Regions from separate parts of the Homo sapiens genome. Here region 2 is linked to region 1. The links are chromatin contacts, found by Hi-C or POLR2A ChIA-PET in ENCODE. All regions are on one chromosome and are shown on one strand. The core of a region is the stretch at or near the end of the contact, and the rest is flanking DNA. Distances in the headings are between cores, read along the strand shown. Region 1 overlaps DDX60 (DExD/H-box helicase 60). Region 2 overlaps PALLD (palladin, cytoskeletal associated protein).

The links. Hi-C counts contacts between places; a loop is a spot of excess contacts on that map. ChIA-PET counts read pairs that join two places held with the same protein, here RNA polymerase II (POLR2A). Pooled maps may share reads with other maps.
Region 2: a map of heart right ventricle shows a loop between it and region 1 (2.5-fold over the local background). The contact joins two enhancer-like sites. A Hi-C loop is called at or near these places in 6 of 168 maps with a recorded cell type or tissue (Right ventricle myocardium inferior, cardiac septum, heart left ventricle and 1 more) and 6 of 50 pooled maps. POLR2A ChIA-PET finds 5 or more read pairs at or near these places in 2 of 52 experiments (PC-9 and naive thymus-derived CD4-positive, alpha-beta T cell).

Annotation. Positions count from the first base shown.
Region 1 is chr4:168,263,032-168,266,796 of GRCh38, forward strand. All of the region lies in intron 22 of DDX60 (DExD/H-box helicase 60), which reads right to left. Among named protein-coding and RNA genes, the nearest start is that of DDX60, 54 kb to the right of the region's middle. Within about 2 kb of position 2,065, at least 4 of the 41 ENCODE cell types and tissues checked have a DNase peak (open chromatin) inside an H3K27ac peak, as active enhancers do.
Region 2 is chr4:168,502,356-168,506,120 of GRCh38, forward strand. All of the region lies in intron 1 of PALLD (palladin, cytoskeletal associated protein), which reads left to right. All of the region lies in intron 1 of LOC107986198 (a long non-coding RNA gene), which reads right to left. Among named protein-coding and RNA genes, the nearest start is that of PALLD, 7.2 kb to the left of the region's middle. Within about 2 kb of position 1,841, at least 4 of the 41 ENCODE cell types and tissues checked have a DNase peak (open chromatin) inside an H3K27ac peak, as active enhancers do.

The sequences.
Region 1 (3,765 bases), core at 815-3,314:
TTTTCTATGAACTGACTTCATAATTGAAATCAGAGCGATGGGAAGCTGAAAGATTTGTGGACTCAGTTTAGACAATACATAACTTCTATCTTACAGCTAACACCAAAACTGATGTAATTAAGAATGTGATTCTTTACTTTTATGTGTACCAAGCCAGGCTAAAATGGGAAAATCTTATTTGCTTAAGTTTCAAGATAAGAACTGGGTCAACTTCAAGATAAAGGCTCTTAAACCACCTTCAAGACTCCAAGAAATTTCTCCCAAAGGTCACTGACAGGTCTGCTTTAAGTCTTCTTAATAATGTATGCCATTCATTTTTTCCACAAATATTTTTAAGTGGAAATAAAAAATTCCTGTTCTCAAAAAGTTTCACTGTAGTATTTTCTACTGGTTTCAATCACTACTGCTACAAATCATTTGCATGTAGAAACATACTCTCTGAGATGTTAATAGGAATGTAGTATAGACTGAATGTTTGTCTTCCCCCAAAACTTACATATTGAAACCGAATCCCCAATGTGATGGTATCTGGAGGCAAATCCTCTGGGAGATGATTAGGTCATGAAGGAAGAACCCTCATGAATGGGATTAATGCTGTTATAAAAGAGACCACAGAGATCTCCCCTGTCCCTTCTGCCATGTGAGGGCACAGCAAGAAGACAGCTTATCTATGAACCAGAAAGCAGGCCCCCACAAGACACCAAATCTCCCAGGGCCTTGACCTTGGACTTCCCAGCCTCCAGAATTCTGAAAAATAAATCTTTGTTTCTAAAGCCTCTCAATTTGTGATATTTTTGTTACAGAAGCCTGTTGAATGGGCTAAGAGAGTATTCTTCAAAAAAGAAAAAAGAGAGAGAAATGATATATATTGTATCAAATAGGATTCTTTGGGATTTCTCACTGGAAATGTTAAACCTCAAAGAAGTAAATATAGCATGCAAATTTATCCAAAATAATTTGACAATAGGGCACTTGCTTTCGTAAATAGCTATTAATATGTTTTAAAATTCAGGCTTCAAATTTCGGGGCTAAAAAAGCCACTCCAAACACAACACAGTTGAAAAAAACTGGAGATGATGTTTGGTAGAATGGAAAGTACAGGAGAGTATGAATCAGAAGATCTGGTTCTAATTGCACCTGTAAATGCTAGTTCCTCATCCATAATATAGGAATGAAAATACAATATTTTTACTTCCACCCTAAAGACTGCAGTGAGAGCAGACAAAATCAACATATGTTCTTCAAACCTTTAAAACTATAGAACGTAAAACAATTCCTGGAATCATCGTTTAACATCTCAGTTGGAGTACTGAAAGATAGCTAAATGCTAAGGACTATATTATATCAACATACTAAATAAAACAAAACACCTATTATTTTGTAATGTTGGCATCTTGCTCTCTTGTTAGGTATTACTTGAAAGTGGTTACTTATTCGACCTATCTAAAATAAAAACATACAATAAATCCAAGATTTATTATAATTTTAAAATATAAATCTTCTGTTTTTGGTTGCTAGCTAGAATGCTTATGATTTCTTAAGTCTCTTAGCCTTTTAGAGAGGTCTGAGCTTCCTCATTTCTAAAATGGAGGATAATTCTGCCTGTGACATAGATTTCTTATGAGAATTATATTAGATAACATATGTAACAGACTTAGTAAAATGCCTGGCATATGATTAATGCCACAGCCATCAATATGATTGACTAATTATCCCTTATAGTTCTTAATCTTTTAAATCAGTTTAACAGTCCTATGCCTAAATACTGGGGATCCAATTCAGTTGTTCTCCACTACACAGTGACTAATGATCCTGCAAAAGTTGAGTGAGTCTAGGCAGAAAATGAAGAGAAATAAAAGGTCACAGATTTGTACCATTCTTTATTTATAAACACAATAGTATTATACCATGATGCTATTTTTGTAAACCACATTGTCCCTAATGTCATAGGTGACGGTAGGCATTGATCTATGCTGAGCAGAAACAGATAGATAGCAGTTCTTTCAAGGACTTCCTGGGGCTGATAGCTCTCCAGGAGTCAGCAGCTGTTCCTGTGTGGCATGAAAATTGGGCCAAAAGCCAAAGACACTGTCCTTAGCCAGAAACAAGCCATGTATGGATTGAAGGCGATCCCTCACCATGGTTGGATTCAGATCAGCTCACTGGTCCTGCCCCCACTCCTGAAATCATTTTTATACTACAACTATAGAGGAAAGGACCCAGGTGGATGGCCGTTCTTATGTTGCCATAGTTTATTATGTTTTTTTCTTGCCACTCCATTTTTTCATATTAATCTGAAAAATGGACTACACAAGACCAGGAATTATTTACTCAGTTGAAAGGTCTCTTTGGTTTTTATCACTGCTTCTTTAGGATATGTCCTATATAAACACATGCTATACCATGCAGCTGTCAAAACGGACTTACTAATACCTAAGTCTTTATGTTCATTCTGCATTCCTGCCACAAAAGTCTAGACATCTTAAGAAGACTCATACAACAGCATGACCTTTGCAGAAGTCATCTGGGGTCACAGCACACTGTAGCAGTTCTATTGCTTTCCAGTTACTCCATTAATAGCTACTGAAAATAGAGGAAAGGCACTTGGACCAAAATGACAATTTCAGCAAGTACTCCAAACCACTATATTCATTGCTGCTTAAAGATAATCTGCCTTGAACCATCCTACACAGAATAATTTTTAAAAACTATACTGTTTTTAAAATGCCACATAATGATGAAAATGTCAGATAACTCCTGGATATCATAAAGGAAAGAAGGGAGGGAAGGAGGGAAGGAGGGAAGGAAGGGAAGGGAAGGGAAGGGAAGGGAAGGGAAGGGAAGGGAAGGGAAGGGAAGGGAAGGGAGAAAGAAAAATGAGAGAATAAAGTGCCTTTTATTCTTATATGTGGGTTATCATCCATATTCTAGATTTGGGGTATGAGTTAAGTCACAAGAATTTTGTCCATATTTAGGTTTATTTAGAATTTGGATTGGGCCATTGTCACACAAGAGATAAGTTCCCATAACAAAATCCTATTAGAAAATTACCATCAGCCAGCTTGCTTTTAGAAGCCAACTTGTTTGAGATTGTATCCTGGCCCCACCATTTACTTAATGATGCAACACTGAGTTAGTTAAGTTCTCTATGCCTCACTTTCCTCATTGTAAAGTGGGAATAGTATTAAGACATCTATCATAAGATTGTTGTAATGGTTAAAAGAGGTTTAAAAACGTAGAATTTTTAGAACATGAAGTAAGTGCTCAATTTAGGTTAGCTGTTCTTATTTAACATACACTTAGTACCTTTTATATACATAGCAATTTGTTAGGAAATGAAGGACACAAAATTTGTCTTCAAAGAGTTATTCTAGTAAGTAAAGACTATATGCATGTAAACAACTTAAGCAGTAAGCTCATCATGGCTGGTGTCGTATTAGAAACACAGACAAGGTATTATTGAGAGAAGAAAGATTACATCTAGCTAAGAAAGTCAGAGAAGAATTCAGAAAAGGTTTCACATTTGAAGAATTATGGAAGATGAACAGTATCTGAATGACTGGTATTTGGCATCCGGTTTGAAATATTCTAAGAGCAATATATAGCATGAGGGCTGCCAGGTAAGATATCCCCAGTGAATGAATGGAAAGGAGATTGGGGCCAGGTCATAGATGACCTTGGTTGTCAAGCTAAGGAGGTATGCATTTAGCTTTTTCCAAAAGAAAGTCAAAAGAGACTTGGAAAGATCAAAATTATCTTCAAAGA
Region 2 (3,765 bases), core at 591-3,090, 240 kb after region 1:
GGGTAATGAGAAAGACTGACATCCACGTCTTTATAGATACTTTTTTTTAACACAATGTCTGACCTATGACTGATTTTGCTTTAGCGAAATGAGCAGGTAAAGTGTATTTTATATGTAGACACAAACAGTTATGTGTTATATGTATACACTAACATTTAGCACTGATTACTCTATCAAGTTTTTACCAGAAAACAGAGCCCGGGACACAAGCAACAGTTGATAAAACAGAAGAAAAACCTAGTTTAAGAGCAGAATAATGTTTAGCTGCACTCAGTGGCTCACATCTGTAATCCCAGAACTTTGGGAGGCCAAGGCAGGAGGAGCCCTTGAGTCCAGGAGTTTGAGACTGGCATAGGCGAAAAAGGGAGACCTCGTTTCTACAAAAATATATTTTAAAATTTAGCCAGGCCTGACGATGCACACGCGTAGTTCTAGCTACTCAGGAGGATGAGGCAGGAGGATCCCTTGAGCCCAGGAATTCAAGGCTACAGTGAGCTATGATCATGCCATTGCAGTCCAGGCCGGGAGACAGAATGAGACCCTCACTCAAAAGAGCAGAATAACACTTAGCTGAAGAGAGCATGTCCCAGAGAAATGTCGCAGCAGGTTCTGGGAGGCTGAAAGCAAATCAGTCATCAGAACATTTCCTGCCTCGTGCCTTTGTTCACATGTGTGTCAAATCCTATCCAGGGCTCAAACCACATTTCAAACACCCGGTATTTCTTAGCTTTTCTCCATCAGCTGCTGTAACCCAGTGTGCTAAGCATTTGCCATACAAAGACGCCAGTCACAGCTCCTGCTTCCATTGGGCTCACAGTTGAATGAGGAAAGCATTCTCTAAACAAATACTTGTAATTTAATATGATGACTGCTGTGAGAAACGCAATGCAAAGTAACATGCTTGGAAGAAGAAGCAAATTATATTGATTGGGGAACTGTTAGAAAGCACCAAAAAGTGGTAAAATTTAAGAAAGTTTTCAAGGATGAACCGGAGTTTGAAAAACAGAAAGAGGGCTGGATGCAGTGGCTCATGCCTGTAATCCCAGCACTTTGGGAGGCCAAGGCGGGTGGATGACAAGGTCAAGAGATCGAGACCATCCTGCTAACAAGGGGAAACCCTGTCTCTACTAAAAATACAAAAATTAGCCGGGCATGGTGGTGGGCGCCTGTAGTCCCAGCTACTCAGGAGGCTGAGGCAAGAGAATGGTGTGAACCTGGGAGGCGGAGGTTGCAGTGAGCCAAGATGGAGCCACTGCACTCCAGCCTGGGCAACAGAGCGAGACTCCATCTCAAAAAAAAAAAAAAAGAAAAAGAAAAAGAGAAAGGAAGCACATTTTAAGCAAAAGGAGCAGCAAGTGCAAAGGTGTGAAAACCAGAAAGAATCTGAATTGTTTGAGGAATGGTGAGTGGGCCAGGGAGGCCTGAGTGCATGTGTGTTGGTGATGACAGAGGGTGAGGCTGGAGCATTTCCATCAGCTCAGGCTGTCCACGGGTATGTTTAACCTGCACATCGTGCTTTGGAACTTTTCTCATCAGCCGGGGAGCATCATAGGAAAAAAATAAAAACCAAAAGAGTGACGTGACACAATTTGTACCTATGATCTCTCTTACCATTTTTATCCCTTACTGCAATTTGTTGAAACTATTTTAATAGAAATTATCACGCTCCTCCTTGTAACTGAGTTATTTTTTACTCTTGTCTAATCCCTCCTACTGGATTGTAAGATCATTTAAGGAGAATAACTACGCCTGCCTCATCTTTGTCCTCCTTGAAGCTTCTCTTGCACAACTAAGCAGTTGTTCCGTTGATTTCATGTTCAACTTACTATTCCAGGAAAGGGAAGTAGAAGAAAGGAAGCATGACTGTAAGATGGGCGAGGCCAAGGAAGAGTCATTTCCTCCATGGTGAAGAACATAATGCTACGCAACTTCAAGCAAATTAAAAAACAGTTGTGGTTGGCCAGGCATGGTGGCTCACACCTGTAATCCCAGCATTTTGGGAGGCTAAGGTGGGCAGATCACAAGGTCAGGAGTTCAAGACCAGCCTGGCCAATATGGTGAAACCCTGTCTCTACTAAAAATACAAAAATCAGCTGGGAGTGGTGGCAGGCACCTGTAGCCCCAGCTACTCGGGAGACTGAGGAAGGAGAATCTCTTGAACCCGGCAGGTGGATCTTGCAGTGAACTGAGATCATGCCACTGCACTCCAGCCTGGGCGACAAAGCAAGACTCCAACTCAAAAAAAAAAAAAAAATGGCTGTGGCTAATGAGCGTTTTAGGGAAAATGACAATTAAGCTAAACTGCTAAAGCTGGAGATGATGGATAAGACAAGGATGAGAAAAAGAAGAAGACAGAAGAATTTCTAGGAAATTCAGATTCCTTCTGAGAAAAGTGAGGAGGCAGGGGACAGGACAATTTAAAGATGCCAAAGAATCCTTTATTCTTCAAAATTTCAAAATCTTTCAATGCTACTTACTAAAGTAGAACCACTTTAATGGCGTTGGTGTTTACCTCATTTCCTCTTCACTCATTAACAGCAGTATTAGTGGGTCTTTTTAGTCTATTTCATCTTCTGTGTCTATCACACCGGCATAGAATTACCAAGAGCACTGTTTGACAGAAAACATGAAATCTCAGGCAAATGATGGAGATGTTTGTGATTGTGTTTCATTCCTTTTGATTTTGACCTTTTCATTTTGGAGTGCTGACTGACATGGAAATCTCTGAAGCACAATTTTCCAGTGAACTTGGCCCGCTTGGAAACCGCCCTTGTTCATCCTCATTGAATGAGCATTTTCCCTAGACCACGTGCATGTTCCCGCGGCAATAACTGGCTTGCAAATTAAGCCTGAACCAGATATGCCATAGAACTATTATTTTCTTTTTCAATGTGCAAGCAGTTTTAAAGCTACACCTAATCCTGACTACTGGATCCTGTCAGATGGCGCCTCTTTAAAACCAAAATATGAGTTAATAAGCAGGTGAGATAATCTGCCTCCAGCAAACACTCCCTACATTAAGAATTGAAAATGTTTTCATCATTCAGAAGTTTGCTTTAAGCTTTGTTATATAATGCTCCTTGTGAAGTTTTAAAATGTATCATATTATGTTCATTTGGAACTAAAAAGCAATTGAATTAATAGCAGAACTCTGATTTCTGATCCACAGTTTTGTTAGTTTGATACATTGCTTAGGATTCTCAATTATGAAAACTACAATGGTAAGATGGTAAAGTGCATAGAACATGAGCTCTGGAGTTATTCCCTGGGCTTAAACCTTGGTTCTCCCACTCAGATTTTCTGCCTCCATTTCCTCCTTTCTAAACCAGAGGCTGCTGTGAGGGTTTTAAATGAAATAATCTACATGATGACTCTGGGCACAATGCCCACCGCAGGGTAAGCAGTCCATTATTAGCCATTATCATTATCAATCATCGTGATCATTAATTGCCTTTATATGTGTTATATGAAGTCATTAGGTAGCTAATGTTCTATAGAAGGGGTTGGCAATTTTTTCCTGTAAAAGTGCAGGTAAATATTTTAGACTTCATGTGCCATATAGTCTCTGTTGCAACTACTCAACTCTGACATTGGTTCAAAAAAACAAAGACAATCTCTACATTCAAACTCCTACCCATGAATTCCAACCCAGCATATATGTCAAAGGCCACCTATTCCTTGACCATATTTTCAATGGCCTTGCCCACTTCCCTCCCATTTTACCTGCATGTCAAACTGGGATCATCTATCTCTGTACCTTCACCT